Regions from separate parts of the Homo sapiens genome. Here regions 2 and 3 are each linked to region 1. Evidence: read pairs that join two places in POLR2A ChIA-PET (ENCODE). Cell type or tissue: OCI-LY7. All regions are shown on one strand. Each heading gives the region's core, and the rest is flanking DNA. Links, peaks and the distances in the headings are about the cores only. Region 1 overlaps SPRED2 (sprouty related EVH1 domain containing 2). Region 2 overlaps LOC105369167 (a long non-coding RNA gene). Region 3 overlaps SPRED2 (sprouty related EVH1 domain containing 2).

Evidence for each region. ChIA-PET counts read pairs that join two places held together with the same protein. Peaks named below come from ENCODE experiments on the same cell type or tissue, not always from the same donor. Only the 100,000 strongest peaks of a DNase experiment are listed, where the experiment ranks them.
Region 2: POLR2A ChIA-PET joins it to region 1 with 7 read pairs; 2 of 35 experiments call an interaction of 5 or more read pairs at or near these places.
Region 3: POLR2A ChIA-PET joins it to region 1 with 8 read pairs; 10 of 35 experiments call an interaction of 5 or more read pairs at or near these places.

The regions. Positions count from the first base shown.
Region 1 is chr2:65,403,567-65,414,296 of GRCh38, forward strand. All of the region lies in intron 1 of SPRED2 (sprouty related EVH1 domain containing 2), which reads right to left. Among named protein-coding and RNA genes, the nearest start is that of SPRED2, 24 kb to the right of the region's middle. RefSeq lists an enhancer at 3,374-3,423. In OCI-LY7, for the core only: CTCF peaks have their summits at 5,731 and 5,932; DNase peaks (open chromatin) are centred at 3,175, 3,848 and 5,668; H3K4me3 peaks cover 3,171 bases; H3K27ac peaks cover 4,301 bases.
Region 2 is chr2:65,746,107-65,756,836 of GRCh38, forward strand. It overlaps LOC105369167 (a long non-coding RNA gene), which reads left to right. Exons shown (of 3, transcript XR_940196.2): 3 at 8,643-8,797. Among named protein-coding and RNA genes, the nearest start is that of LINC02934, 39 kb to the right of the region's middle. RefSeq lists a silencer at 1,169-1,463. In OCI-LY7, for the core only: no CTCF peak of the experiment used is centred there; no DNase peak of the experiment used is centred there.
Region 3 is chr2:65,347,149-65,357,878 of GRCh38, forward strand. The region is part of intron 1 of SPRED2 (sprouty related EVH1 domain containing 2); the gene reads right to left. Among named protein-coding and RNA genes, the nearest start is that of SPRED2, 80 kb to the right of the region's middle. RefSeq lists an enhancer at 10,378-10,730. In OCI-LY7, for the core only: CTCF peaks have their summits at 3,817, 4,016 and 6,099; DNase peaks (open chromatin) are centred at 2,873, 3,303, 3,793, 6,093 and 1 weaker place; H3K4me3 peaks cover 2,076 bases; H3K27ac peaks cover 3,420 bases.

The DNA.
Region 1 (10,730 bases), core at 1,313-9,312:
GGGATAGACATTTTTACGACACAAAGAAATCCTCAAAATACTAAAGACTAATTGAAATCGCATTAGTGGAAATGTAGTCCAAGGAGTAGCATCATGGGCAGCACCCAAAAGCTGAAGAAAAAAGCACCATCTCAGGCCCCACCCCAGGCCTGCTGAATGGGAACTTGCAACTTAGCAGGAAGACCCCACGTGACTCACATGCATATCAAAGCACTGGTCTGAAAGGCCTAGACCTCAGGTGCTTGGTACTGCCTGTTCTGAGCCATAATTAGGTGAATATCATGCTCAAAATTTCATATACAACACTCTACTCCAGAAGCAGCAGGAGAATCAGTTTCCTAAAAAGGAACATTTGTGGCCAGGTGTGGTGGCTCACTCCTGTAATCCCAGTACTTTGGGAGGCCGAGGCAGGTGGATCACCTTAGGTCAGGAGTTAGAGACCAGCCTGGCTAACATGGTGAAACCCCGTCTCTACTAAAAATACAAAAACTAGCTGGGCATGGTGGCGGATGCCTGTAGTCCCAGCTACTCAGGAGGCTGAGGCAGGAGAACTCTTGAACGCCCAGGAGACGGAGATTGCAGTAAGCCGAGATCACGCCACTGCACTCCAGCCTGGGCAACAGAGTGAGACTCCGTCTCAAAAAAAAAAAAAGAAAGAAAGAAAAAGAAGAAACATTTGTGCTAGTAATGTTCTCCTTAATTGTTTTAAGAATTATGTGTAGGCAGGCAACCATGTTAAATAAAGGGAAAGTCTGTAATCAAATATACTCACAAAGTTAACCATATATATTACATGTATTAGTGAACTGCATGGAAACTAGATATAAGCGCAAGTATATACTACTTGTCTATGCCAAACCAAGTTGTTTCAAAATCTCCTCTCATCTCTTTATTGGATGGCTAAACAGTCTCAGTAATGAGTTTCTCAGGGAGTTTTCTCTAGGAGCACATAATTTAATGCAGATATTCATTCATACTATACCCTATTCATTCATTCAGCAGATACTTCTTGAGCCTCTATTATGCCAGGCACTGAAGACAGCAATGAGTAAAACAGGCAGACACCTTGCCTCCTGTGCAGAGAGAGGGGACCTGGGGTCCCCAGGAGCTGGAGTGTCAACAGACCCCCAACTTTGGGACACAAGATCAAAGAGAAGCCACCTAGCGAGCAAACAGGACTGGCTGTAGGTCTATAAAAAACACGTGCCTGTTTCTTACAAATGAGGGCACAGCCCAGTTATCCATGTACTACCTCCCCAGCATGAACAGACCACCTTTCCCTTCTGCCAAACAAACACCTCCCCCAACAACAGCACACCCCTGGGCCCTTTTATGATCTAACCTCACTTAGCTCCAGGCACCTGCTCCCTAACAGGCCTTTAATTCCTCACTTTCCCTCCTGCCTTGTGACTACATCTGGCAAGGTGTTTTTCTTCTGTCACACGTTATAAACACGTTGTAGAGATACTATAAACAATAATTATGACAATAATGACAATTTGCTAATATTTACCGTGTGCTTTTCTTATGTGCCAAGCATTAGCTCATCTAAATGTATATACATCAGCCCATTTTCCAGGAGAGAAAATTAAGGCTTAGCGTTTATGTCACTACCCTACGTCTCATGACCAACAAGTGGCAGAATCAGGACTTAATGACCTTCTTATGGTACTTTCCACCTTGGTGGAGAAGAGCATGGAGATGACATAGTCATTGAGGTGATATATAGTGATAGTGATAGAGGAAGTCGTTATCCAGGGAGTTACTGAAATGTCCTTTTCAACCTTCCTTTTATCATTCAAATAGCAGTTAACAAGGACAAATTGCTGCAAATCATCCTCGATTTTCCCTCTTGCTTGGATCTTATTTTATTCTGATCCCAAATATTCCTAGCTAACATGTTTAAGGCTGAGTCTTTTCCCCCTCTCATCACACACTCATTACAAATGCAAATAACTGTGAATGACTGTCCAAACGAGCAGGACAAAACTCCCCCAATTAAGTCCAATACACACACCTGAACTTACTGGGGCTTCAACGCCCCCAGAAGATTAATCAGCACCATGGGGCTCCTGAGAACACAAAGGCTATTTTGTGGGAGTGATACGGCACTGCAATCCTCTTTTCTGTGATTACACCTCATTTTATAACAATGTTCAGACATTTGGTTTGAGCAAGTATAGTAATTACATTTCTCACTTTGAACTAATTTAAGCAGCTACATCTGAGCTCCTCCACAAGTCCTCAGGCTTACCAGCCCTTCTCCTCCCACCCAGAGCACTCCTATTTGAGAAGACCCGGACTTCTTTGCTAAGTGACTGTTCCCACTTTCTGTCAGGCACTCCATAATTCAAACCTATTTCTCCAAGCTGACCCTCTTGCAATGGGCAGAACACCCCCGCACTTTCTTCCTGGCACTCATTTGGAGGAGCCCTGTAGAAAAACAACCAGGCAACCAGACTCTCCCACTATCCAACTGTGTGACCTGGGTTTAACTCCCCAGGCCTCAGAGTCCTCATCTGTTAAATGGTGCTCCTGGCCTCTATGTTGGTGATGACACTTCTTTGGGCTGAGAGTGCTACCATGAGATTATAAAAGCGAACCACCCCACGGTGGCAGGTCCTTCAGAGCCACAAAGACCCTGCTGGAGGCAGAAAATTCTGCTAAATGTGCCCTGCAAAGAAAATGCTGAGAAGCCAGGATTTCTTAATACTTGACACCCAAACTTACCATCCACCAACTTTCCAATCCTCCCACCCCATTCTTATAATTTACTCTTTATAGAGGTCAAGAATAAATGGAAATGTTAACAGAGAGCAACACCAACCCTTCCCCCCAAATCAAAGATCCTGGTTTTGCTAGGCAGGACCCAATATTTTATCCACTCATGTCTGTGCACACAAGTTTGTTTGTAAGACTGCAAGCTTTTAGAAAGGCAGTGACAAGGAGCCTCACTAGTTGTAGAAATAAAGTTGGTCATTATACTCTTCGTGCACCACATGTGAGATGTCCTGACATTCCACCTCTGGGGGAGGTTTTGGGAAGTAGGGGTGGAAATGGAAGGTTGGGGGCAGAAAGCAACTCACACTTCACTTTCCTTCTGCTTAGCACATCAGCCCACCTTGCTGTACACAAGAGGCAGGCTAAAAATAGTAACATCGTTTTCCTTTCCACCCTTGCAGGAAGCTAACCTGTTCCACCAGAATGGCCTGATAAAGGCAGCCGCACTTCCTTAGAGATAAAATCCACCTTTCCTGAGAGCTCAGCCTTGAGAGTGAGGCAGGGCCCTCCATCAAGCTGCCTGCCTTGGAGGCTCAGGCAGGGCTCTGGTCCAAGTTACTGGACAGTGGAAAGTTTAGTCTCTCTTTTTTTTTTTTTTTGAGACGGAGTCTCGCTCTGTCGCCCAGGCTGGAGTGCAGTGGTGCCATCTCGGCTCACTGCAAGCTCCACCTCCTGGGTTCACGCCATTCTCCTGCCTCAGCTCCTGAGTAGCTGGGACTACAGGCACCCACCACCATGCCCGGCTAATTTTTTGTATTTTTAGTAGAGATGGGGTTTCACCATGTTAGCCAGGATGGTCTCGATCTCCTGACCCCATGATCTGCCCGCCTTGGCCTCCCAAAGTGCTGGAATTACAGGTGTGAGCCATAGTCTCTTTCTCAAATGGGGCGCTGGCTCCTTTTTTTTTTTTTGCTAAAAGTCCCATGACAGAAGGATTCTGACTTCACAGCTAATGTGAACTGACAATGAAGACTCCCAAACCACAATAACTTAACAGGAAACTGAGGTGGCTGCAGGTGTGTGTGTGTGCGTGTGTTGTGTATTGGGGGGCATTTTGGGGGGCATTTTGATTGTCTTCATCAAGTCAAGATTCAGCACGAGGGGGTTCTAATCTATTGCTGTGTAGCCATGAGAGCTGCAATCAAGAAGGTAGGTGCATGGCATGCAAACTTCCTCTCTGCAGGGGGTGGGAAGTGCTGCCAACTTAAAGCTTATCTCATTCTGAGTCTTCATGTCAATGACTGTCATGCACATCCCTGTTCACATGCCTTGGAAATCTAGGTTTGGGTGTCTGGTTTGGTTAAACCAAAAGATCAACTCTCCTCAGCTGGATCACTTGTCCTTTCACCCGTGGAGACGCGGTATCCACTCATGCCTCCGTGCACACAGGTAGACAGAAAAGGGTGGGAAAGGTGGAGCACAGGGAACCTCCCCATAACTCCAACTGGAGGACAGTTCTCTCTTCCACTCTTGGGAGTGTCTTAAAATACTAACATGACCGAGTGCAAAGCTCTAGCTATATTTTTACTTCTCAGAACAAACAACAACAAAATATCAAAAGCTGGGCAAGGGAGCCAGAGGTCTAAAGGGGCAAGAAGAAAGAATGTTATCAAAACGATTATGACATGGTCCCTGTGTAGAGAGGCATTCCCTAATAGGCCACCAACCCAGGCTATCTTCCTTTTACCCATCAGTCTGATTTCAGCTCCTCATAAAACCAGTCTCTTGAGCTTCTCTCCTTGCCTGCTGGTTCCATCTTCTTAAGATCTTATCAGAGGAGCAAGATCCTTCCCTTCTGCCCAGACCTTGGGTCCTTTCAACAAAGCTTTAGGCTGAAACTTCTTTCCAGACACCAGTAATGATCACCCGGCATGTATTAGGCACCTCAAACATGTCAGACACTGCTGCGGACACTTTCATGTGCTACATGTAATTTAATCCTCACAAGCCTCATACTATGAGTCCTATTTGACAGACAAGAAAGCTAAAGTTTGGGAAGATAAATATGCAGTATAAGGTAGAGTCAGAATTCAAAATCAGCTCCCCTGACTTTGAGGCAGAAGCTGTTTTTATGATGCCACAGATTCCTGTAGGAATTCCTTGTATCCCTTCTTCTCTGAATTGATCATAGAGCTCCAGGCAAATTGCTCGGACCAGAACCAGAGCCCCCTTCCAATGTCTGTATGTATAATCCCAGTCGCCAGCCACAGGAATTAGTCAGTTACATAAGGGGACTTTTGAAGTTCTTTTTTTTTTTTTTGAGACGGAGTCTCACTCTGTCACCTAGGCTGGAGTGCAGTGGCGCGATCTGCAACCTCTGCCTTCTGGGATCAAGCAATTCTTCTGCCTCAGCCTCCTGAGTAGCTGGGACAATAGTCACGTGCCACCACACCCAGCTAATTTTTGTATTTTTAGTAGAGATGGGGTTCCACTATACTGGCCAGGCTGGTCTTGAACTCCTGACTTTGTGATCCGCCTGCCTTGGCCTCCCAAAGTGCTGGGATTACAAGCGTGAGCCACTGCACCTGGCTCTAAAGTTCTTAATAGCCCATAAATATTGCCCTAATTCTGCCTTTCATCATAACCCTTATATCCTATAGTCCTTAGCCTGTGTGAGACCACAATTACCTGTAGATATCTCAAAAGTCACAGATGTCATTTACAGATCACCTCTTCATCGACCCCAGACCTTTATGCACATAAATCAACTGACTTAATACAACAGCCCAGAAAAGGAAGTATTATGAGCCCTTTTTCTATATTCAAGGACACTGAAGTTTTTGAAAGGTTCAGGTAATTTAACACTGGTCGCACAGCTAATAAGCAGCAAAGGGAAATTCACACCCAGGTCTGTCCTAGTCTAAGAGGTACTGTCTAACACAGTAGCAGCCAGCAGCCACAAGTGGCACTGAGCACATGAAAATGGAGATGTGCTCCAATTATAACATACAAGCGGCATTTTGCAGGTGTAGTACAAAAAAAGAATGTGAAATACTTCATTAGCAATTTAAAACATTAACTGTTGAAATGAGAATTTTTAGATACACTAAATAATAGACTAAAATTAATTTCACCTGTTTCTATTTACTTTTTTAACACCCCTATCAGAACATTTAAAATTACATATGTGGCCTATGTTGTATTTCTATTGGACAGCACTAGTCTAAATCCTATGATTTTACCAAGTTCTACTGCCTCCCTATAATAACACAGCTTTTAGCAATTTACATCTCATGCACTATTTAAAAATGAATAAAGCCACCTTGACATCCTCACTTCTAGTAACAAGAATTTTGTTTCCTGGCAAGACTGATTTGAGTGCTAATAAAACTCCAGTTTCCTGCAAAAAAAAAAAAAAAAAAAAAAGAATTTTGTGTTCTGATGAAGACTTTCAAGAGAAATTTTAGGCTGGGCATGGTGGCTCACGCCTGTAATCCTAGCACTTTGGGAGGCCAAGGCGGGCGGATCACGAGGTCAGGAGATCAAGACCATCCTGGCCAATATGGTGAAACCCTCTACTAAAAATACAAAAATTATCCAGGTGTGGTGGCGCGTGCCTGTAGTCCCAGCTACTTGGGAGGCTGAGGCAGGAGAATCGCTTGAACCAGGGAGGTGGAGGTTGCAGTGAGCCAAGATTGCACCACTGTACTCCAACTTGGTAACAGAGTGAGACTCTGCCTCGGAAAAAAAAAAAAAAAAGAATAATTTTAAATGCAAAAAAAAAGTATAACATCTTGTGCAAGGCCAGGCGTAATGGCTCACGCCTGTAATACCTATGCTTTGGGAGGCTGAGGCAGGAGGATAACTTGAGCCCAGGAGTTCGAGGCTGCAGTGAGCTTTGATCATGCCACTGCACTGCAGCCTGGATGATGCAGTGAGACCTTGTCTCTTAACTGAAAAGAAAACAAACAAACAAAAATCCTTCATGTGCAGGTGTCAAATGATCTGCAAGCAGCCTACACAGGGGTGTCTCTCTCGCTCTCTCTCTGTCTCTCTCCTGCCCATGCTGGGTTCTTTAGCATCGTTCATGGCATCTGATTATACCTCTCAGGCAGAATCTCCTTTTAAAATCACTATTTATACTCGTCATCCCAGTTCTTCCACTCACTAGGTAAAAATGGTTCCCAACTGGCCTGGCATGGTGACTCAGGCCTGTAATCCCAGCACTTTGGGAGGCCGAGGCGGGCGGATCACAAGGTCAGGAGATCGAGACCATCCTGGCTAACATGGTGAGACCCCGTCTTTACTAAAAATACAAAAAATTAGCCGGGCGTGGTGGTGGGCGCCTGTAGTCCCAGCTACTCGGGAGGCTGAGGCAGGAGAATGGCGTGAACCCGCGAGGCGGAGCTTGCAGTGAGCCGAGATGGCGCCACTGCACTTCATCCTGGGTGACAGAGCGAGACTCTGTCTCAAAAAAAAAAAAAAAAATTGGTTCCCAATCAAAAAAGAACCTAAAGGATGAGGCTTTTATAGATAATCAGTTAGCTTGAAAGATGTAATGCAGAGGGTCTATCGTGAGACGGGAAGGAGCCTATTGTACTTGTAGACTTTTCCTTTGGAGAGTGGTTCTCAGTGCAGGGCAACCAACTGCCATCGGGACAGGGGTCATGGTCTGCACAGAAGGACCTCAGACTGTTTGTTCGAGGTGCCTTCACTGTGGAAAACCTATCAGAGGATGCGCTTGACCTACTGCAATTGCTAACTCTAAGGGTTAGTTCTCTTTCAGGGTTTTCCATTTTTATATTATAATCATCATCTGCTGCAGCAGCTACCTTTAAAAGAAAAAAAGTTTGCTTTCCACGTACCAGGTGCTGTGCTGAGCACTTGGCCCACATTATCTCATTTAATCCTCCAGCAATCTTTTGAGGAATTACTTTGTGTACTTTCTGGACCCAGGCAAGACTCAGATTCAACAGCAGGCTCTGATAGCAACATTGAGGGACACCGAGCCTCTCTTTCCTTCTTTCCTAACATTGCTGTGATATCCCTGCTGCTTGCGGTGGGAGGGCGATTGAATTGGTTGCAAAAGTGCTAATATGGCATCGTTTAATAGTTACTTAAATTACATGCTTTTAAACAGCACTCCCACATGATGACATGACAAATGGTACTTATTCCTATATGCTGAAACGGGCCACACATGCATAGGTTGTGTGAAGTAAATGGCTTGAAGGGACTTGTGAAATTAAGCTACAACAGGGGACAAAAGTGAGGGATGGAATGTTGGCCTGAACAGCTCACTTCCTTGCTTTAATTGGCTTCTATCTTAGTGTTAATTGACTTTGAGTTAAGTGGCTTTCATACAAATCAAGGAAAGCTGACCTTTGGAACGCTGGTGACTTGTTGGGTAAATATGTCTTTATGGACTTCATAAAATTCAGATTGTGTAAACACATACTCAGGAACTATTAAAAAGCACTGGGTGGCTAGAGTAAGGCACAGAGGTGGCCTTTAGGATTGAGTACTCCGTAGTTTAACATTTAAGAAAATGAACAGCAAGACCAGGCGCGGTGGCTCACGCCTGTAATCCCAGCACTTTGGGGGCCGAGGCAGGCGGATCACAAGGTCAATAGACGGAGACCATCCTGGCCAACACGGTGAAACTTCATCTCTACTAAAGATACAAAAAAATTAGCCGGGTGTGGTGGCAGGCGCCTGTAGTCCCAGCTACCCAGGAGGCTGAGGCAGGAGAATGGCATGAACCCAGGAGGCAGAGCTTGCAGTGAGCCGACATGCACCACTGCACTCCAGCCTGGGCGACACAGTGAGACTGTCTCAAAAAAAAAAAAGAAAAGAAAGAAAGAAAAAGAAAAAGAAAATGAACAGCAAGGATGCAATGACAATTTAGGAGGTGAATCTCAAACTGTGGATGTAGGCAGAGGAATCACCTGGAGATAATTTCAAAAACGCAGATTCCCTAGACCCCATACTCATGGAGGCAGATTCAGGAGGCCTGGGTGGGCAGCAGACACTGGAGTACTGACTCTGAGTAGGTGGCCTAGGACCAGCTTCAAGAAAAAATGATTTTGAAACCATCCCTACAGGGCTGACAAGAATTGCACGCCAGATTCTGGACAGAAATACAGTTGTAATTAAGGACTAATTGGGCTGCACTCTGGCCCATTTCCTTGTTGCTAAAAGTCACCTAGCACTAGATATTGACTATTTGCAATCCCATTGTTCCTAGAGGTAGATTTCTGGCAACAGGGTCATATGACTGTTTAAGAGTGGATTTGCATCCCTGTTGTTCCTATAGACTGGATCTCTGACATTAGTCAGAGGCTTTTGTTTAATGATCCTTTGTTTTTCAGCAACCAGTTTGAAGACCCCCCACCCCAAGAGGAATGAGATCAGTATGAGAATACAGCTTCTTCATCTCCTTGCCCTGAGACTTTATGCTGCACTCTTTAATCAATCAATGATCTTCACATTTTGGCCCACTCCAAAACCCTTAAAAATCCTAGTCTCAAACTCCACAGGAAGATGGATTTGAAGTTTCCTCCCATGTCCTCATTTGGCAGTCCTACAGTTAAACTTTTCTCTGCTGCAACCCTGTGTCTCATTGCATTGACTTGCGTGCACATCAGCAACTGACCTATTATGGTTACAATTTTGGCACTATAAGCAGATCATTCACCTTCTTCCCCACCAAAGAATACCACCCAGGAATTCAAAGACCAGAGTCCTTCACCTATAAGTGGGCTGATCCTTGGAACAGTGGGGAACTCCTTTCCCCATCCTTGCCTCAGAACCAATAAATTGTCCAGCAAGTGACCATACTGACACCAAGAGGACCTTCTTTTTTGCCTACCCCTCTCAAGGGGAGAGATGTTTCTCCTCTAAGGCCCAGGTGCTGATGGTGACCAACATACTTTCAAGAGAAAACCAGTGGTGCAGGCTCCATTAAGGACAGCATGCATTTTTTCCATGCCAACAGCCTGGAGCCTTTACCCTGACGGTGGCCTCAAAGCCACCCTAGACTGCACAGGGAGGCCAGCCAATACCCACAGTGCCTAAGAGGCTGAGGCCTCTGGAAAAGCATCTCATTTCTGGGTTCCCACGTTATGAAGAGATGTGGCTGTATCTGTCCACTGATCAGGAAACCAGGATAATGTTTGGCCAACAGAAGAGAAGAGAGGAAACCCTCTGTGTTGTGTTGTCTGCAGGGCGGTCAAAACAACAGAGAATTGGTTATCGCTGCTGCAGAGGGCAGTGGTTCCACAGAAGAACTTGCTGACGATTAGAGCTGCATACCCAAGTCACCGTGCAAGTGGGACCCAGGCATTCCACATCAAGCACACATCTAAGCATAAGCTGCAGGGCCAGCCAGTGTGGTAAGACAGGGCATCCTTCTCAGCTCCCTTGATTGGCATATTTTCTGATCCTGTGTTTCAGTCCCTGGGGGGTCTGAGTGCTTCCATCACAAATAGCCCTAACTCCAAAGCTTATCAGAGTGGTTCATCAAGACATTTGTTTTTTCTACTGAACATACAGACTGCCAAATGTGGTGACTTAAGTATTCCCAAGGCCAGAAAGCGTCAAATCTATAAACAGTTTATGAATGAGTATAAATTTTCAACAATCAAGAATGAGTACTTGTTGGTAAGAGTTAGTGTGTGTAGTTTTATTGAAAAAGTCACAAAAAACTCTAAGTTGTTAACATTCCCACTCTAGGGATATACCGTCCCAGAAAATGCTAACAATCCAATTTACACCAACATGCTACTAGTAAAACTACTTAAAGAGAGAAACATTAAGTCTTAAAAAAATTAAAAAGGTGGGAGGCTGAGCATTTTCAAAGAACAATTTGTTTTTTCACAGGCATGCATGACAGCACATACTCATTCTCAAACATGTTTGTTTGAATTAAGTGATTCTTAATTTCATCTGCTAAATGCTGAATTGTCCCTTCTCCAAATAGGGGAAAGGAGGAAGGGCTGCCTTGCTTG
Region 2 (10,730 bases), core at 1,623-9,622, 340 kb after region 1:
AGAGTGCCCACTTGGGGATTACAAATAAAGTTTAGTGAGTTGGTGGATTTGTAAATATGGAATCCATGAGACTCAACTATAATTTGAAAACCAGTATTGAAAGATAAACTCGGGTTGGAGGTGGGGTGGAGAATTGCAACAGGTTTTCTGGGCTTCTCCAGCACGATCAGGTTGTATCACTCAGCTAGGCGTCCAAATCCTATTGATAAAGGCCTTTTTGTTGGAGAGGGAAGAAGAGGAAGAGAGGAGGTGTGGCCTTCAGAGAAGTAAGGAGAAACTGAAGGAGTTGTGTGAGGGCTTAGGAATCCAGGAAGTGGGGGCATAAGAGTAATGGAGGAAGTCTCTGGAATCAGGACAGCTGAGTACAAAAAGCTTGGACAGGGGAGAGCAGAAGGAGCAGGAGGAAGGAGACCACCATGAATGCTAGAACCACACTGTGATTTGGGTCAGTGTAGCGAAAGCTCAGTAAGTCAGATTGGTTTTTTGGCGTAGGGCCGCCGTACTTATCCTTTGCTTGGAGCTCTGTGACTGAGTTTTTTTACTTTTCAACCAATTGTGGTACCCCCTGTGGACTGCTGGAGAGGGAGGGACAGCCATGGGTTCTGGTTCCGCCTTTGCTGGCCACATTAGAGATGGCTTGGGTGGAAGCCTCATGCCACAGAGTTATTTGTGGATGATTTAAAGAAGGATGCAGAACTGTTTTTCACTCACAAAGAGAAAATTAATGCTAGAGATTTGATCCTTTAAGAGGTCTTTGAACTTGTAAACCCAGACACATATGTGTCAAGAATGGAAACTGGCAAAGACTGTATTCCATAGTTTGAACTTAATTGCATTTGGTATGTACTTGAAAAGATAAAATATCCCAAGACGTTTAACTTTAGAAAGTCATTCTGTTGTGCTGCACAGTAAGTCATTTTCACAAGGATCTGGCCGAGATATTCAGTATCAACATGCAGGAATGGTTTCAATATGTGGTAGGCCAATAAAAAGAAAGTCACTCTGACCCACACTTTGCAGATCTAAGAAGGACAGAGGAGCAAGTAGTGATAATTCGTTCCAGTTTCAGGGAAATACTGTAACTCTGCAGCCACATGCCTCTGTCCTGCCCGCTGCGCTGTGTGTCTCTCAGGGAGGGGGGCTTAACGTCCCAATCTATGCTTCTCAGGTGGGCACTGCACATGACGTGGTTACGCAGGGAGGCCTGAAAGTGGGTCCTGTGGAGATAGGGAGTGTTGGTTTGATCTGAAATCATGGGACTCACAGAATTGGCCACTGGGTTTGGAAAACCCTCCGTAGGAGCAAGCCTCAGTGAGAGGAAATAGGACCGTCCCACTCCCCCTTGCTTTGCTGCTGGCTAGCACAGGCAGGAATGCTGCCCAGAGCCTTTGACCCACTTCCCTGCTTCTAGGACAGTCAGAGCCCAAGCAGTGGGGGGTCTGCTTACTCTTCCCCCTGGCCTTAATTCATCAGTGTTCCCTTTCTCCTCTCAGCCTGGGGTTGGAGGGGTGGTGGAAAAGAGGGTCTTTCCTTCCTGGTGTTAAAAAACGGATTTAAGCATATGTGTAGGGCAGGGGAGGGAGGAAGGAAGGGTGGGACCTCTGGAATCATACCCATCGTACTCAAATAGTCCTCAAAGTTTTTGCTGTTCTGCTTATATCTGCAAATGACCTCAAGAGTGCCTGTTTGGGGATTTGTAAATATGGAATCCATAGTCTCCAAAATGGAGACTTTATTTATTTATTTATTTATTTATTTATTTAGTAATTGACATGATCTTGCTGTGGGGTTGCTGTTTATACAGAGTAACCCAAAAGAAGTTAAACTTGCCCGTTTAAATAAATTGATCTATTCCGGTTTGAAGCAATATTTTTCAGGCAAGCTCAGATTCTGTAGGCTTAAGCCTTTTCTCCTTCTCTCAACCCCTCTTCTCCTTCTCCCCGGGTGACATCTGGGCACAGGAAAAGGCTTACGTAACATTGTCATGGTTGGGGCAGGATGTTTTCTTTCTTTCTTTCTTTCCTTCCTTCCTTCCTTCCTTCCTTCCTTCCTTCCTTCCTTCCTTCCTTCCTTCCTTCTTTCTTTCTTTTCTTTCTCTTTCTTTCTTTCTTTCTTTCTTTCTTTCTTCCTTCCTTCCTTCCTTCCTTCCTTCCTTCCTTCCTTCCTTCCTTCCTTCCTTCCTTTCTTTTCTTTTCTTTCTTTCTTTCATCTTGAGACAGAGTCTCACTCTGTCACCCAGGCTGGAGTGCGGTGGCACAATCTCAGCTCACTGCAACCTCCGCCTCCCTGGTTCAAAGGATCTCCTGCCTCGGCCACCAGAGTAGCTGGGATTACAGGCATGTGCCACCATGCCCGACTAATTTTTGTGTTTTTAGTAGAGACAGGGTTTCAGCATGTTGGCCAGTCTGGTCTTGAACCCCTGGCCTCAAATGATCTGCCTGCCTCGGCCTCCCAAAGTGCCAGGATTACAGGCATGAGCCACTGCACCCTGCGGGATGTTTTCTGCTTGTGTTGTCCTTCTCTTCTGGCTTCTGTTGACTTCTTTTTGAGGTGCAGCTGATTTTGTCTCCTCTTTGGGAGTTAGCTTCAGCTACCAAGGTGTCTTTGGTTGGTGTGTCTTGTGATTGTCAGCTGGGTGTGGCTGCCCCTAGGTTTAGCATCCTCTGCTTTGCCTCTTGCTGCCGTAGACCCTCTGGGGCTTAGCCAGGAACTTCTACTGGAAACTGGCTTTATGTGGCCTACTTCCCAGCTTCTGCTATAGGATTCTCTTGCCACACACCAGGCAACTTCTTAGCAAATACTCTTACTTTTCAGCTCCCTTCTTCCATGTCTACCACAGGGCTATTTGGGAGCTTCTAGATGTCCCCAGGCCAGGTATATCTCTGGGAACAAGAGAAGGTTATTTTTGGCCCATCTGCTTGGCATTTCTCTCTGCAAATGATGTTCTAGGGCTCCTGAACTCCAGGGGCCATGCGTGTGTGCATGTGGAGCACAGGAGGGTAGTACACATTAAAGCACCAGCCTAAGTAGTTTTGTATTCTTCCTCAACCTATCTGGAATTTTTGTCTTCTTGCTCTCTTTCTTCCAGGGCCATCCCCCGGTAGGTGAGGAGATAGATGGGTAGAAAGTCTTGCCCCTTCTTCTGTTCAACAGGAGTTGCCCCCACATCCCATCCTCTGTCCTCTCTACACAGTAACTCATAGTAAAACTCTGTGCTTAGTCCCCTGGGCTTTGTTCTTAATATGTGCAAAGATAATTTTTGAATAGAAATAACATATTTTTCTCTTTCAACAAAACTCACTTCTAAGACAATAGTTTCTCTCTGACTTGAGAAATCCAATATAAAACACAAGGTAAAAAAAAAAAGAGTTCTTGGTTCAGGGTTGTGCCTCTTCTTTCCCTGAAACAACAAAGGCCATTGATTCAGTGGGCAGAGAGCTGCAGGGCAACATGATTTATGGGTAATGAAAAATACATTAGTGTAATAATTTCAAAAATATGGTAGAAAGAGTTGGGAACTTCTGGATTAGAAGAAATGGATCAAATGAGGCTGCTTACATGCTGGGGTGGCTGACTCAAAGGAAAATGTAGCTGGATCGCCACAGCTGGATATCCTTGGGTTATGTGGTTGCCTTTCTCAGCCTCACTGAGCAGGGTCAGAAGATGTGAGTCACAAAACCAACTGCAGCAGGAAAGACAAACATGGCCTCTCATCTCATGGCGGCACAGAGGGGCAACAGAAGCTCCTGTGAGCTTGTGAATTCTTCTTGCTCAGAAATCCTTTTCTTCTCGTTTACATGGGGCTACCCCATGAGTCTTCAGGGGTCAGCAAACTTTCTATAAAGAGCCAGATGATAAATATTTTTGACCTTTCATGCTATGGGGTGTATGTCACAACTATTCACCTCTGCCACTGTGATGGGAAGGCAGACATAGATAATATATAATGGGAAAGTGGGCTGGAGTTTCAATAAAACTTTATTTAGAAAACCAGGCGGTGGGCCAGATTTGGCCTGAGGGTGGTAGTTTACTGATTCTTAATCTGGAATAAAGTGCTAGGTCAATGTAGAGAAAGAACTGCCTGAACTGACTCCTCTATCCTGTGTCTACCTGTTTGATCCCCTCCCTACCTCCCGTTCCCCCCACCACCCCATGCACATCTGCCTCCAATTGCACATACAGACCAGACCAGGTTTTTAACATTATTGTGACCCAGCCTTTGGCTTCACTCATCAAGTCTCCAGGATGGAGAAACAGAGGCCCTGAATTTTTTTTTTTAAAACACTTGTCAAGCTTAATGACTGTTATTTACAGAGGTAGTTTAAATTTTTTTTATTGTATTATTATCTTTTGCCCCTGGGAAATTTCCAGATTGGCTCACATTTTGATTTCCAGGCTTTCTGGGCAGGGCTGGATGCTCAAGAGGTCAATATGCTGATGAGTAGGGAAGACAAAAGGGCCAAGTGAGCAGATGCTCCTAACTGACCACAAACTGCAGCACAAGTAAGGCATTCCGCCTCTATTTGAGAGCATATAGTAATTTTCTATGGTTGCCATAACACATTACCACACACTTAGTGGGTTGAAACAAGGCAAATATATTATCTTACAGTGCTGGAAGACAGAAGTCTGGCATAGGTTTCATGGAGCTAAAATCAAGATGTTGGTAAGGCTGTGATTCTTTCCAGAGGCTGTAGGAGAGGATCCATTTCTTTGCCTTTTCTGGCTTCTAGAGGCTGCCTACATTCCTTGGTTCATAGCCTCCACCTCCATCTTCAGAGCCAGGAACATTGTGTCTCTCTGACCATTCTTTCAATAGTCCTGTCTCTCTCTGACTACAGCTGGGAAAGTTTTCAAAGATTCAGATGATTAGATTGGGCTCGCTTGAATAATCCAGGATAATCTCGCTATCTCAGCATCCTTAACCTTAATCCCATCTGTAAAGTCTCTTTTGTCATGTAATATAACATATTCACAGCTTCCAGGGATTAAGACAAGGAGATCTTTGGGGCACCATTATTTTGCCCACCACAGAGCAGGATCCTGCCTTGTGTTTTTCTCATAGATACTTTCTGGGCACATAGAGGTGCTGAATAAATTACTTGCATTTACTGGGATCTAAGCCCCTAGGCTAAGGGGAGCTGTTGAGGAGAAGCCCCAGTCTGCTGCGTGAGGAGGGCATGGCCTTCCTTGGGGAAGGGAGGCTGAGTGGTGTAGGACAAGCACTGAGCTCACAGGCTAAGGACTTGGGCTCTTGTCCCAACTCTGCTGCACATCTCACTTGCTATCTCTGGTCCCTCGTGTAATCTTCTATAGCATGAGGAATGTAGATTAGGCAGTGGTTTTCCAAAGCTTTTTAAGCACCAGGGGCCTTTCTTCAAGTCAAGCCTATAGAATTCCAGGTCAGAGTGGAGCTATAGTGTTTGAAGAAGGGCTAAGGCCCAGAGCCTTCCCTGCAGGCCTTTCCCAAGAGCTGCCTGGCAGCTGCAGAGATACAGTTTCTTTCCAGGTCTCCTGGAACGCTATTTGGAGATCGCTGGACTAGATCAGGGTTGGCTAATTGCAGCCAGCAGGCTAAATCAGGTCTGAGGCCTGGTGTTGTTTGATTCCTGAACTAATAATTCTATACATATATATAGTTTATTATGGTAAAATACATGTAACAAAAATTTACCATCTTAACCATTTTTAAGTGTGCAGTTTAGTGACATTACATACATTTACTTTGCTGTGTATCCATCACCACCATCCATCTCCAGAACTCTTTTCATGTTGCCTAAGACTCTGCATCCATTAAATAATAATTCTCTATTTCTCCTTTCCCCAGTCCCTGGAAACCACCATTCTATTTTCTGTCTCTGTGAATTTGACAGAACTGAGACCTCCTATGTGTGTATGAAATTACACCCAGCACAATGTGTCCTAAGGAAATAGTGGAGGCTGTGCACTACGGTGGCAGTATTGCTTATTTCAGATAAAAATTGGAATCAAAAGTCCAACAAAAGGAGATTCTTTGAATCATTTATGCTGTGTCTATAACATGGAATGCTACAAGGCTATTGAAAAGGCATCATAGATAAATATTTGTCCACATCAGAAGATGGATGTGATTTATTAAGAAAGAAAAATAGATTGTAAAGCATATGTCTATATGTGGGTTTTTAAGTTGTTATATATTTGTTTTAATCAGTAGCTTTAATTAAAATATATACATATAATTCAAAATAAGATATACATGAAAATATTAACATTGATTGGCCCTGGGTAGTGGGATCACGGTTGGTTTTCATTTTCTTTTTGCTGACTGAGTTCATTTCTTTCTCTTGCAGACTTTGGGCCTTTCCTCTGGGTGGGGGCCTGCTAATCAGAGTTGGGAATCATCTTTCTTTTTTAAACCAAACCCATCAAGCATTTTCTTCATTTTCTACTTTTGGGTCCTTTAAAGTAGAACGAGGATGTTAAGTATCCTTTTTTTAAGACTTTTACAACATTTTTAAACAGTTGTTTAGCCTACCCCTAATTCCACAGAAACTACTTAAAGCAACTCATTTGACTGTATCATCTCAATGCAATTTAGTTTTCATAGAAACAACACTGTTTTGGTTCTCCTATTTCATCATTTTTATGCATCAAGCAAATTGCATACTTATAATAGCAGGTACACTTGGCATAGACAATTCGGGCCCTTTGTGAGTAAAACTGGTAGAAGTGGAGGTGCTCAGGAATGATAAGAGCAGCCTACTAGCTATAGGCATTCAGTGTGTCCTGGCATTCATCTGTAGTTTTCAGAGAGGGAATGGGGAGCATTTATTGACCTAATGAGTTGGTTAAATGACAGTCAGTTGAGAGAATTTCTACCACATATATTTTCTCTTTTTTTAATTATTATTATACTTAAAGTTCTAGGGTACATGTGCACAATGTGCAGGTTTGTTACATATGTATACATGTGCCATGTTGGTGTGCTGCACCCATTAACTTGTCATTTATATTAGGTATATCTCCTAATGCTATCCCTCCCTCCTCCCCCCACCCCATGACAGGCCCTGGTGTGTGATGTTCCCCTTCCTGTGTCCAAGTGTTCTCATTGTTCAATTCCCACCTATGAGTGAGAACATGCGGTGTTTGGTTTTTTGTCCTTGTGATAGTTTGCTGAGAATGGTGGTTTCCAGCTTCATCCATGTCCCTACAAAGGACATGAACTTATCCTTTTTTATGGCTGCAAACTCATCCTTTTTTATGGCTGCATAGTATTCCATGGTGTATATGTGCCACATTTTCTTAATCCAGTCTATCATTGATGGACATTTGGGTTGGTTCCAAGTCTTTGCTATTGTGAATAGTGCCACAATAAACATATGTGTGCATGTGTCTTTATAGCAGCATGATTTATAATCCTTTGGGTATATACCGAGTAATGGGATGGCTGGGTCAAATGGTATTTCTAGTTCTAGATCCTTGAGGAATCGCCACACTGTCTTCCACAATGGTTGAACTAGTTTACAGTCCCACCAACGGTGTAAAAGTGTTCCTATTTCTCCACATCCTCTCTAGCACCTGTTATTTTCTGACTTTTTAGTGATCACCATTCTAACTGGTATGAGATGGTATCTCATTGTCTACCACATATATTTTCTACCACATTGCCTTCATCATATCCTCCACTTCTGCTCAGATCTGCCACCCTCCCTAGGTGACCTGACTCTGCAGTTTGGGGAACTGATACCCTCAGGCTCATTTCTAATGCACGAGGGTCTCCTCTCCCAGTATGTAGAGGATCTCATGGCAGCCATACTCCTGAAGCTAAAATAAGGAGTACGACAAAGGATGAGCTTGTTTGGATAGACTCAGACTTTGGGTTTTTAAGGCCTATCACTCTTGATCCTACTGACTTTTTCCCAGCAGCCAATGTTAAGGACCCTGCATTTAGGTGCTGGATGCAGCCATTCCTGCCTGATCCCTGCTGCTATCTCATGGCCTCATGCAGCCTTGTTTTGCCTGGGTTTGCCTTTGAGTCTGGGTTTTCTACATAGGATACTACATAATAGGCCTTCAATAAATACTGACAGACTATGGTATGTCTGGGGTATTTCCAGAGTGACCTGCAGTTCCACTGATGATCGTGGAATAAAATCCCTTTCTTAATGTTTTAATTAGTTGTTTATGCATTATTATTATTATTATTTATTCCAGACTTCTTGGCACTTTATATCTTTCTGCCAGCTGGGTTGTTGACCTCTTCAAAACCAGCACTGTGATTACATTTTGTGGACCAGTTTATGAGTCAGTTGGCAGCTGATCAGTTCCTCACTGCCAAATTCACACATTTTCTTTGTTATCACTTGGATGACCCACTGAATTGGATCACATGGGGCTTCATAAACAGAATCTTACTAGGAATTCTAAGAGGAGTGGCTCTTGCATGAGAGAAAATATCTTGGGTTTGATCAGTGGAAACTGTGAATATAAATTCCAAAAATGCCAACACCTGTGTAAGGTTTAGGTGTTGCACTATAAAAGGTCTTCAGTGTCCAGCTGGAATTCAGGGAATCAACCGAACAACTCCAGAGTTACTGATTATTTAGAGTTATATTATTTGTACTTACTCGTCTCCTTATAACTGCATATTGTTTCTTTTTCAGATTGCTGAGTTGAGTAAATATTTCCTTCCATAAAGGTAAATAAGCATCTCAAGAGCAAGTTTCTACATTTTGTATTTCCCTGTTTTATTTCTGTAAAATTGTGCAACCAAGAATTATGACCTACTGATATTAGAATAAAATTTGCAGAAGTTTGACTACATGAGCCAGATGGGTACTTACACCAGTGATTACTGAGCGTTCACCAGTTAACCAGGGCCTTGCTTGCTGCTTCTTAAGAGACAGGAACATTTGTGTTAAAATAATGTATTGCTAGGTGTGATTCCAAGATATCCTAATTTGTATCATCAGAGGTGTGACTTAGGAGTTTTTATTTGAAAGATGCCCTTCATGTGATTCTGAAGTGTTCTGTACTTGCTTGTTTTGGTGAAAATTGTTTAATTCATGTTGTAGTATGTTCTTGCATTGCTGTGAAGAAATACCTGAGGCTGGGTAATTTATATAAAAAAAGAGGTTTAATTGACTCACACTTCTGCAGGCTGTACAGGAACTGTAACAGCTTCTGCTTCTGGGGAGGCCTCAGGAAGCTTCCAATCATGGCAGAAGACAAAGGGGGAATGAAGTGTCCCACCTAAGGGGAGCAAGAGAGAAGCAGGAGGTGCTACACACTTCTAAACAACCAGATCTTGAGAGGGCTCTATCACGAAAACAGCACCAAGGGAGTGGTGCTTGATATGGTTTTGCTGTGTCCCCACCCAAAATTTCATCCTGAATTGTAATCCAAATTGTAATCCCTACATGTTGGGGGAAGGACCCTGTGGGAGGTGATTAGATCATGGGGACGATTCCCATGCACTTCTCTTTTTTGCTGCCATGTGAAGAAGGATGTGTTTGCTTCCCCTTCTACCATGAGTGTAAGTTTCCTGAGGCCTCCCCAGCCATGTGGAACTGTGAGTCAATTAAACCTCTTTCCTTTATAAATTACCCAGTCTCAGGCAGTTCTTTATAGCAGCATGAGAACATACTAATACAGTACTAAACCATTCATGAAGGATCCGCCCCCATGATCCAGTCATCTCCCATCAGGCCCCACTTCCAACACTGAGGATTACAATTTGACAGGAGATTTGATGGGGACACAGATATAAACCGTATCATTCTGCCCCTGGCCCCTGAAATCTCTTGTCCTTCTCACATTGCAAAATACAGTCATGCCTTCCCCACAGTCCCCTGAAGTCATAACTCATTTAGAGCATTAACTCAAAAGTCCTAAATGTCTAAGTCTCATCTGAGACAAGGTTAGTTCCTTCCACCTATGAGCCTGTAAAATCAGAACCAAGTTAGTTAGTTCTAAGATACAATGGGGGCATAAACATTGGATAAATATTCCCCTCCCAAAAGGGAGAAATTAGCCAAAAGAAAGGGGCGACAGGCCCCACAAAAGGGGGGCTGCCAACCCCACAGCAGGGCTATTATGAAATCTAAAGCTTCAAAATAGTTTCTTTCTTTCTTACTTTTTTTTTTTTTTTGAGATGGGGTCTTGCTCTGTCACCCAGGCTGGAGTGCACTGGTGTGATCTTGGCTCACTGCAACCTCCGCCTCCCAGGTTCAAGAGATTTTCTTGCCTCAGCCTCTTGAGTAGCTGGGATTACAGGCACCCACCACCATGCCTGATTAATTTTTCTATTTTTTTTGTAGAGACAGGGTTTCTCCATTTTGGCTAGGCTGGTCTCAAACTCCTGACCTCAAGTAATCCACCTGCCTTGGCCTCCCAAAGTGCAGGGATTACAGGTATAAGCCACTGTGCACAGCCCAAAATAGTTTCTTTTGACTCTATGTCTTACATCCAGGGCACACTGGTGCAAGGAGTGAGCTCCCAAAGCCTTGGGCAGCTCCGCCCCTGTGGGCTTTTCAGGGTTCAGCCCCTATGGCTGCTCTCATTGGCTATTGTTGAGTGCCTGTGGCTTTTCCAGGCTGAAGGTACAAGCTGGTGATGGATCTATTATTCCAGGATCTGGAGGACAGTGGCCCTCTTCTCAAGTTCTACTAGGCTGTGCCCCAGTGGGGACTCTGTGTGGGGGCTCCAACCCCATATTACCCCTGCACACTGCCCTAGTAGATGTCCTCCAT
Region 3 (10,730 bases), core at 1,763-9,762, 56 kb before region 1:
TTGGGGCCAACAATCTATTGTTCTGACCACTTTTGCCCTCCCCCAAACCCCATGTCCTCAACTGATTCTCTACTCCTCCCCTTGCTTGTTGCCATTGCCTGGCATGACCCCAGTGGAGTTAAATCCTACCATCTACCTACTCTGTAACCCCACCCAGGCTGCTGAACATAGTGAGAGGGAAAAACCCCACTCTACTATGCTCATAGGACTAGTTTTAAAGCCATAAACACTACTCTCAAGTGAATCCTTAAGTGCCACCTGGCATCCTGCTACATTTCCCTGATCTGTCCCCCAAAGACAACTTCACATGGCCTCCTACCCCCTCACTCTCAGATGATGGATGAAGTTGCTTTAGTTTCACTGAGAAAATAGACAAAATCACAGGAGACCTTTCGCCTGTGCCCACCACCATGCCTACGCTTTGTACCAGCACTCTCTCCGCCCTTCCTCCTGTAACTGTGGTTAAGCCATCCATGATTCAAGCTAGGGCCAACTTCCTCCACTTAAAAACCTTCTACATACCAACAGTGCCCAAATTCACATTTCCATCCAGGTCTCTTCTGTGAGATTCAGGCCAGTAGAACCAAGGGCCTATGTGAGGTCTCTACATAGGCATCGAATACGTATCACAATCAACATGTTTCAGGTTGAACTCTCTTGGTTCCTGACACCTCCTCATCCTTCTAGTTCTCTCTTCAAAATATATCCAGGATCCACTTTTTCCACTTCTACTGACACTGACCTGATCCAGCTGCCATCACCTTCCATTGAGATTGCTGCAGTAGCCTTCTAACTGGCATCCTTGCTTCCACGTTTGCCCAACTTAACCCAGAAAATAGAAAGGTAAGTCAGATCATTCTACTGAAACAAACCCTCCAGTGGTATCGCCAAGCAGAAGTCAAAATCTGGACCTTACCCTATTACTCTCCTTGCTCATTCCACTTTGGTCCCACTGGCCTCCATATTAAGCATCCTTCTACCTCAGGGCCTTTGCACTTGCTGTTTCTTCTGTTCAAATCCTACTCCTCACATACCAACTGAGTTCATTCTCTTATTTCACTTAAGTCTCTGTCCAAGGTTATTTCAGAGAGGACTTCCCTGCCCACTCTATATAAAGCAGCATAGCACCCTCCACCCCTCTTAAATCTTCTCCCCTCTGCTTTGGCTTTCTATATGCTACTAAATCAATGCTTGCTCAATAAAATATCTGCTTGCCTACCAGAATATGAATTCCACAGGAGCAGAAACTTTGCCTTTTTTGTTCACTGCTATATCCCTAGAGCCTAGAATGGTGTCTTATATGTAACAGGTTGCGGAATGAATGGGGTTAAATTCACAATATAAACAGGTTTAAAAAAAATTATCTATAGCAGGCTGGAAGCGGTGGCTCATGCCTGTAATCCCAGCACTTTGGGAGGCTGAAGTGGGCGGATAACCTGAGGTCAGGAGTTCAAGACCAGCCTGGCCAACATGGTGAAACCCCGTCTCCATTAAAAGTACAAAAAATTAGCTGGGCTTGATGGTGGGCGCCTGTAATCCCAGTTACTCGGGAGGATGAGGCAGGAGAATAGCTTGAACCCCAGAGGCAGAGCTGAGATCGCGCCACTGCACTCCACCCTGGGCAACAAGAGCAAAACTCCGTCTAAAAAAAAAAAAAATCTATGGCTAACAGAATTCCTATAAAAACATATAGTGTTCAATACTTATTTACTTATGAACCACAATTACTAAATTGGGATCACAGTACTTTCTATTCCTAAAAATTGAAAAATCATGTAGAAGTACATATAAAAGTCATAGGACATACATGTACATATATGACTAATCCAACTATTTCAGGATTCAACATGCATATTCCCTTAGATTAAGAACCTTCTGGGCTGGGCGCAGTGGCTCACGCCTGTAATCCCAGCACTTCGGGAGGCTGAGGCGGCCGGATCATGAGGTCAAGAAATTAAGGCCATTCTGGCCAACATGGTGAAACCCCGTCTCTACTAAAAGTACAAAAATTAGCTGGGCGTGGCGGTGCTTTCGCCTGTAATCCCAGCTACTCAGGAGGCTGAGGCAGGAGAATTGCTTGAACCCAGGAGGTGGAGGTTGCAGTGAGCAGAGAATGCAGTGAGCAGAGATCAGCCTGGCGACACAGCAAGACTCTGTCTCAAAAAAAAAAAAAAAAAAAAAAGAATCTTCTGTAACATTTATTTAGATTAACTGCATACAACTTTGGAGAATATCCTTTCCCCCACTCCAACCCCATTTATTTAAAAACAAACAAACAAACAAAAAAACCTAAGGGTCCTACGACTTTTAATTCTCTAGTGTGCAACACAGCTTTCTCAAATCTTCTATAAGTATACTATGGGTTCATCTCAACAGGAGATGGCTAAGGTGAAGAATTGAAACTCTGTGCACCTCTTGTTAAAACATGCTTTCACTTTTTTTGTGTTGCAGTTATGTGCTGTTCTGTTTCTTTGAGGGGATTAAGTAAACATGAAAAAGAGAAGTTTGCATTACTTATGTTAGTGCCATAAACTTATTTCCAAAAAGTACCCATTTGTTAGAGAATTTAAAAATACCATACCCTTCTGTGTCCAGACTACAAGGCTGTTAACTCTGGCCTTTGCTTGCACTCTGAGGCCTCCTCCTTCCTGCCTCGATGCCTCCTATCAAGTGCCTTCTCCAGGGTATAGACTTCTCTGTGATGGGATTGGGGGAAGGGGAGGCTCAGGGGCAGAAGCCCCCTTTGTCTCCTCCGGCAACAGCCCCGACAGCCAGCATTAACTGAGGCATCTGGCTATTTAAAACAAGGCAGGGGGATAAAGTGCTGGACTAAAAGCTGCAAAGGATGTCTGGATAATCCAGCTGCATGGCTGCGTGCCAACTGCTTCCTATCCATGGTGTATTTACGTTACTCAGGCACTTCACCCCACCCAGCACAGAAATGACAATGAACTCCACTACCAAAAAGGTATAAAGGAGGAAAACTCTCTTCCCACCTTCCCTCCCCCTCTTTCTGGAAAGAATTAAACAACATCTGTTTAAAACAGATGCAGGGTTTGTTAGTGGTGGGGGGATGGGGCAGGAAGGGCAAGGGCAGATTAGTTTTAAAAATTTGCACAAGGAAACTGCTGCTGGTATGCCTTAGAAAAAAATGTCAAAACATGCTATCTTTGTCAAAAATAACAACATTTTAAAAGAATGCTTCTGAAATTAACAACTGCTGTAATGGTGTGGATCTAGTGAAGCTCCAGCCAAGGGTCCAAACCCCAACTGAATGGAGCCCGAGTGTCTGAACTTGAGCTGAACAGCCCCAACAATGTTATTACAAATGGTGTTGGACGACCAGCCCTCAATACCATATTCTTTAGTTGTGTTATGAGCAAAACTGGCTGGACTGAGGATCTCCCATTTAAATGTGGCTTCTTTAAGGAAAAAGCCTTGTGTTCCCAACATGTGGACTTTTTGTAAAAACAGGGCTTCCTGTCCCGGGATCACGCAATATGCAAAAGAGGCAGGTGACATTGTAAGTCAGGATAGGAAGGCAGAGAAAAAAATCTTTCAAAACTGGATTAGCATCTCCACAGGAAAGTTTTAGACCTCAGCCTTTATGTTCTAAGTGTTCTCCAGTTTCAAAGCAGGCCCCGTCTGGGCCACGTTACAGACATAAACCAAGGAAGTGTAGGAGATGACGGCGAGGCAGCACTGGGTCTCACAAAGAATGTGTGCTCTAGGGCCAGGCGGCCCTGAAGTCCCCAGCCCTCTCAGGAGCTGAAGAAACCTCTTTTTAAGCTTCAGTTTCCTCCTTTGCAAAATGAATAGGGGATCTACCCTGCTGGCTGAAAGTAGTGTTACAGGTCGTGTCAGATCCAGAAGTTTGGTAAGTTGTAACCATCATCATTTTTGCTGAAAGGCTACCTCAGTGACAAAAACAGGTCCTTGAAACACCAGCTTCCCTGGCCACTGAGGAGTGGGTTTCGACTGCCTGCCCTTTCCAGCTATCAGAGAGTGGAGGGGCAGGGAAGCTGTCAGGCTCTTGACAGTAGGAGGAAATTTGACATGGACCTCCAGCAATTGTCAAGAGAAGTCAGGTTTATAAAGACCAGGTTTAGTCGTCCACTGCAGGCATACCTGTAGAAGAAAATAATGCTGTCCGCCATCTGTGAACTGGCCCTCTGCTCCTGCCCCTCCCCATTTCTTTCAGGGATGGAGACTGGGACTTTTACCTCCCCCATAAATACTTCCTACAGCCAGCCCTTATCTGATTACACGGCTCCTTTATCTCTCCATTATGCTCAACATTAGATTCACTTCCTCCCAGCCTCTTCTCCACTTCACCAGACCTTGAGAGGGATTAGCCAAGATCCCAGCCTCTCCAGCCCAACTCCCAGACGCCAGCTGAGCCAAATATAACACCAACTTCTTGCAGGGAGCCAGGCACACTCACTTTATTTTAATCACATCCCCCGCCCCCGGTCTTCCTTGTGCTTATAGATTTATAAAGGCTCTTTGATTTCATCGAATTATATGTTTAAAATATTATATATGTGTGTATGAAGTATATGTGAATATAAAATACATATGACTAGTGATCTTTTTAAAAAGAATCAACAAAATGCTTCAGTAGAATCAAATGTGTTGAGAAGCTGAGGGTACTGGTCATACTTTCTATTTGTTAAGTCGGGTGGTGGTTTTGTGGGTGTTCGTCTTAAGTATCAACTACTCAAGAATTTTTTAAAAGCGGACTGCCCTGGTTTTGGAAGTTTATATATTCTGAACTTTATGGGCAAGGAAAGTTAACATAACGTAATTTTATGCATGGTGGTAACATGATTTTCTGCTCTGTACAAGCCCCTGAAGGTAGAACACTTGCTCTACACGCTATAATGTCCCAGAAAATAAGGCCTTTGTGTTAACCACCAAAATATGTACTGTTTGTGTGGTTAGGGTAGGCCATTACAGAAAACAGTGTTAACGAAAGCTCATAAATGCCCACAGTAGAAAGACTCGATCGCAAAGATGCCAGATCTGGCAGTAGCCAATTCTGGCAAAGGCCATCAGCTCTTCTCTCAAACATGGATGAGCAGGCACTGTGAGGCAGAGAAGAGATTTTCTGATCATTAAACGTTTGTTTCATAAAGAGAACCAGTTTGCATGATGTAAGATGTACAGAAGGTGAAAAGTGGGCTAAGATCACTTAACAACAGGCTTCTCCACAGTTATTTAACATCAGTGAAATCAGCCAACAAATACACTCAATGGAGAGTACTAGTAAAAGAACCCGTGTACTTAAACAGGGACTAACACTTTCCTGTGAGCTCACAGTGCCAGGGCACTATGCTCTATGTTTATCAAGAGGAGAAAACAGGCTCTTCCGTCCAGTCTTCACTGTGTCCCTGCTTTTCTGAGGTGCTGTAGCTAATCTTGCTCGTGCAGAGTAACCCCTACCCTTAGAGGACTACAACATAGCTTTGGTTTTTTGTTGTTTTGTTTTTGAGACGGAGTTTCACCCTTGTCATCCAGGCTGGAGTGCAGTGGCGCGATCTCAGCTCACTGCAACCTCTGCCTCCCAGATTTGAGCAATTCTCCTGCCTCAGCCTCTCGAGTAGCTGGGATTACAGGCGTGCTCCAACACGCCCAGCTAATTTTTGTATTTTTAGTTGAGACGGGGTTTCAGCATGTTGACCAGGCTGGTCTCAAACTCCTGGCCTCAAATGATCCACCTGCCTCAGCATCCCAAAGTGCTGGGATTACAGGCGTGAGCCACCAGGCCCAGCCAGCTTTGATTTTTAAAAATATGTTATCTTCATTATCAATTTATGTATTTTTTAAATGGTATGGAATGAGTTTTAGGAATAGAACCCTTATACAAAACACGGTACCTAAAAGGTGTGTGTAGGAGGTGGCGGTGGTAGTCTTTGCTTTACAATGACTGGGGATATGACCTTCATCCAGGAACCAATTAAGCTAAAAGCCAGGGGTCCTGCTTATGTGCAGGAGCCTCAGAGGGGGTATAAATAGGTTTTCCTTCACTCTGTTGGGCTCAGAATCTATGAGTAAAGCCAGTAAGTACTGCTGTCCTGCAAGGTCACTAGCGCCCTCTGTGTCCAAGTTCTACCCTCTCCCAAAGAGGGAGGTAAGGGGCATGTCCCTCCTCATGCCTTGGATAAGCCGAGCATCTTTGTTGTTCATGCTACCTAGCTACACTGAAGCATATAAATAAACCTCTCACCCACACACTATTTTCCAGTGCACATATTAAAAGAGGCCGTTTCCTCCATTATCATGGAAGACACTGGTCAGCATATAAATGATTATTAAACTTAATAATTTATCAATCATTCTTCAGAACCAGTATTAACAAGTCAAAGTTTGCTAGACTTGGACCTCTAGTATTTTAGTTTTCCTATTGAAATTTTAATACAGAAATACTCCTTTAAAAATAAGCTGTGAATCCCTATTTTTATAAGTGAGCAATTTTGGTTCGAAATATATGCCCATACCTTGTTTAACATACAGTGCTGATTTAGCATTCTATGTGCCTCTATACTTTCCTTTAAACCTCAGTTTAAAGGAAAATATTATAGATTTAATATTTAGATAATATAGATTTAACTTATCACTGATGTTAAATCCTAATTTAAATATAAATATTTCCCCATCGCTGAGTGCTACCTTACACCTCCAGGTCACTAGAGCCAGAGCAGCATGTATACTGCACATTCTGGCACATTATCTTGCACCTGCCTTGCAGACATCCTTGGGAGTGGAATGGATGCTCTGCCCAGCTGTCCTTAGTCAAGGGTACAAGGCAGTGTGCCATGCACCAGTCTGGCCTCCTTTCTTTCCTGCTGTGTCCTGTGACCCACAAGGGCCAAAAAAAAGGAAATGAAGCAAAGACACAAAGGAACAAAGATCAGAGCTGGAAGTTAAACACGTAAGCTTTACAGAGGCTTAGGAGCCTTTGAGGAAGTAGTTGGGAAAATACCGGCAGGCAATTAGGGATCCTCTGACATCCCCCGAGCCTGGGAGCCCTGAGTGACAGTTCTGGTAAGCTTGAAAAACCTACTGTGGCAGATGGAAGTTGGAGCTTCTAGTGCCCCCATCATCTTCTCAGAGAAAGCCCCAATTTTAGCGGCAAATCTATATGGACTGTAAATAGAAGGTGGTGATACCCACGGCATTAGCAATGCCCAGGCACACTGGAAGTTACCTCATAAAATGCTGGTTTTCTGGTTTCCATTTCAGCAAGGTTGACAAAGTTACATTAGACTCACTGCATTGTACTGTGTTTAAACGCAATTTTAAATTTCACCTCTAAGTGTTTATCTCCTGTAGCTTGAACACGTATAAATCCTGCACAGGAAAAGAGTGATTTGGCTAGATTCTATCTACAGTGCTCTCATGAAAAAAAAAAAAATCTTAATAGAAACTTTTTGATTTTATCAATACTTATTTAATCTATCAAAAATGTCTTAAGGATACCACTATATTTGTTGGTTTTTTTTTTTAAATCTTTTCAGCATTTTAATTCAGTACTCAAATTTATAAACCACAAGAATACTAAATATATACAAGATGACAGACCACGTGTAATTGGGACACAATAAAGGTTAAGGTTGTTCAACCTAAAACCCTAACATGGGGCAGTTTTAAACATGGGCAACGAAGTGTTCGCTGAAGTAAATCTTAGCTTCAGCACACAGGCAGCCAATTTTAGAAGTAATGTCTAAGACAGATTTTTAAAAAATGGCTCCTGGGCAATTTTCTCTTGTCAATATGTTCTTCTTGTGCAAGTACCTCTTGAGGTGAGTAATGCACCTGGCCCAGGAGAAGGAAAGCCCAGCAGAGGGCTGAGGTCAGGCCTGGGGGGACTGGCAGGACAGGCATGGTAGTTTAGTAATTAGATTATAATCAGCGAAGAATGGAACAACTTTTTCTTGAAGTTTGAAAACTCTTTGCTCTAATCCTTACTAATAGCAGAAATCCTAATTTTCTCATCCTGGGGGACCAGGGAACTGGAGACTCCTGGGCATATGCCTCTTAAATCCTTGGTGGGTTTCCTAGTCAACCAGTTAGGGGCCTCTGTATCAGTCACGTATCTGTGCAGCAGATAAATCACCTTAAAGAAGGCTCTACAATTAATTTAGGAAATTATGGGAAGATTTTACTGTGAAAGATTGTTGACATTCAAGGCATGTGTCAGAGGTAGTTCTGAGTTTTTTTCAAAAACCACGAAAACACGAATGGCTCTGACATGAGTAAACTACTTTAAAAAATAAAATTTATGGCCAAGTGTGGTTGCTCATGTTTGTAATCCTAGCACTTTGGGGGGACGAGGCAGGTGGATCACCCAAGGTCAGGAGTTTGAGACTAGCCTGGCTAACATGGAGAAAGCTCGTCTCCATCAAAAATACAAAAAAGTAGCCGGGCATGGTGGTGGACACCTGTAAACCCAGCTACTCAGGAGGCTGAGGTTCAAGAATCGCTTGAACCTAGGGGGCAGAGGTTGCAGTGAGGGAGTACTGGGAGTTGAGAGGCCAAAGTCTGAATCTAGGTTTATGATTTTGCTTTTATTGTCTGTCTGCTTTACTGAGTTGAGCCTGAACTTCTGGAGTTCATAATTAATCAAGATCAAAAGATTACCATCTTAAAGCAAACAAAATAACCCATCCCGAAGAAACGTTTCTTCTACTTTTTATTCCAGAAGCAGTAATTTTCTGACTTTCCCTCTGTTTTACACACCCTTCCAAAAATGGTATTTGTGATCCACATTTAAACCCCAAAGGCCAGCTAATGGAAATGTCAGATTACTAAACAAAATTAACTCTCACCACATTAAAGTGTACATGTAATAGAAAAATTGGTACTTCAAAAAACAAATGGCAAAGAGGAGTTGTTTAAAGTTAATAATCTCCAATTTAGGGCTTTAAATTGCAGCCCTTGAACTCCTATGCCTGACTTTCTCAGAATATTTTTGCTTTCTTTCACATTATTGGAGAAAACAAAGGAAGGGAGTATGTAATAACCCACCCGTTGAAATGTCTAGGAAGAAATGCCATGATATTTGCAACCTACTTTGAAATGCATTTAAAAAAACATGGAATCATGGATGGAGATAGATGGATAGATATGTGTATGATAAAACAATAATAGCAAAATGCTAATTGCAGACTTGAGGTGGTAGGCATATGGATGTTGAGCATACACTTCTTTCAACTTTTCTGAACACCTGAAAATCATAAATATTGGGAGAGTGAGAGATTTGTAGTGTTATGGTTGATTTCTAAATGGAAATCAACACTAAATCTACAAGATGCTGATAATGGTACTAAACAGAATCTGATTACTTTTCTTTCTGCTATTTAGAGTGCAGTTCCCCAGTTCCCTCTTTTTTTTTTTTTTTTTTTTTTGTGTGTGTGTACCTGCTATCTACCACCTGCCCTCTACCCCAAAGAAAACCTAATAAGAAGGTCAGGAAATGACTCTACCAAACTATGTTAATACCAAATTCTAAACCTACAAAATCCTTTACAAGCCAGCCCTTAATAAGACCTGTTCTCTGGCCGGGCGCGGTGGTTCATGCCTGTTATCCCAGCATTTTGGGAGGTTGAAGTGGGCAGATCACCTGAGGTCAGGAGTTCCAGACCAACCTGGCCAACATGGTGAAACCCCGTCTCTACTAAAAAAATACAAAAATTAGCTGGGTGTGATGGCGGGCACCTGTAATCCCAGCTACTTGGGAGGCTGAGGCAGGAGAATCGCTTGAACCCGAGAAGCGGAGTTAGAAGTGAGCTAAGATCACGCTACTGCACTCCAGCCTGGGCAACAGAATGAGTCTCTGTCTCAAAACACAAAACAAAACAAAAAACCTGCTCTCAAACAAAAGAAGGTGATAATTTAACCTATAGAGGAGGGAGGAAAATCAGCAGATCATGCTAGCAATAAGCTGACAGGATTTTTAAGAGCCTGTTTATATTCCCACAGGTCCACTAGAAATGGATGCCCTCTCAGATGGCAAGAATTACTAATGCATTTAGTTCCTTTTTTTCTAGGATTCTGCCACCTCCCTCATTAGAGATGGAGAGCTAAACACACAGATAAACAAACAACACACAGTCAAGGCACCTGTTCTCCCTGAAGCATGCTGGACGGCTTCACTTCCCTCCTGGAGAGTGGTATAGAGGTCAGCCCGAAGGCAGAGTTCAGGTCTTCACATTAGTTCCACCTCTTAAGCTATTCATACAAAGAACTGTGGAAACCGTCTATGCTAGACTCCTCTCTCACGTGGAAAAATTAAAATCCAGACTGCAGAAGGGACTTGTTCAAGGTCACTGACATTAGGGACAGATAAAGGACTAAGATCAGTCTCTGTGACAACCCCCGATCACACTTTTGAAAGGACCTCGTGTGGTGGCAGAAGTGCGCATATTCAAGTTAGGTGCTCTGGAGGATAAGTTATTCCTTATCTTGGTCCCTTGAAATTTACTGGATAGGCAACTGATTGTGAAAGGAATTCTAAGGAGAAATGAAGAGGTAACACTGGCAACACAGCTACATGAAAAAATCACAGAGCTAGAGGGTGATCCTACTCATCCTGCTGAAGTTTCACACCAATAGAGGTAATTCCTTTTTGGATCTGTTGTAATGAGTGCCGTAAGTCAGGACAGGTGACCTAACCTGACCTAACCTCCATTACACATCTTCTCACAACCGGGTGAGGCACCCCAAAC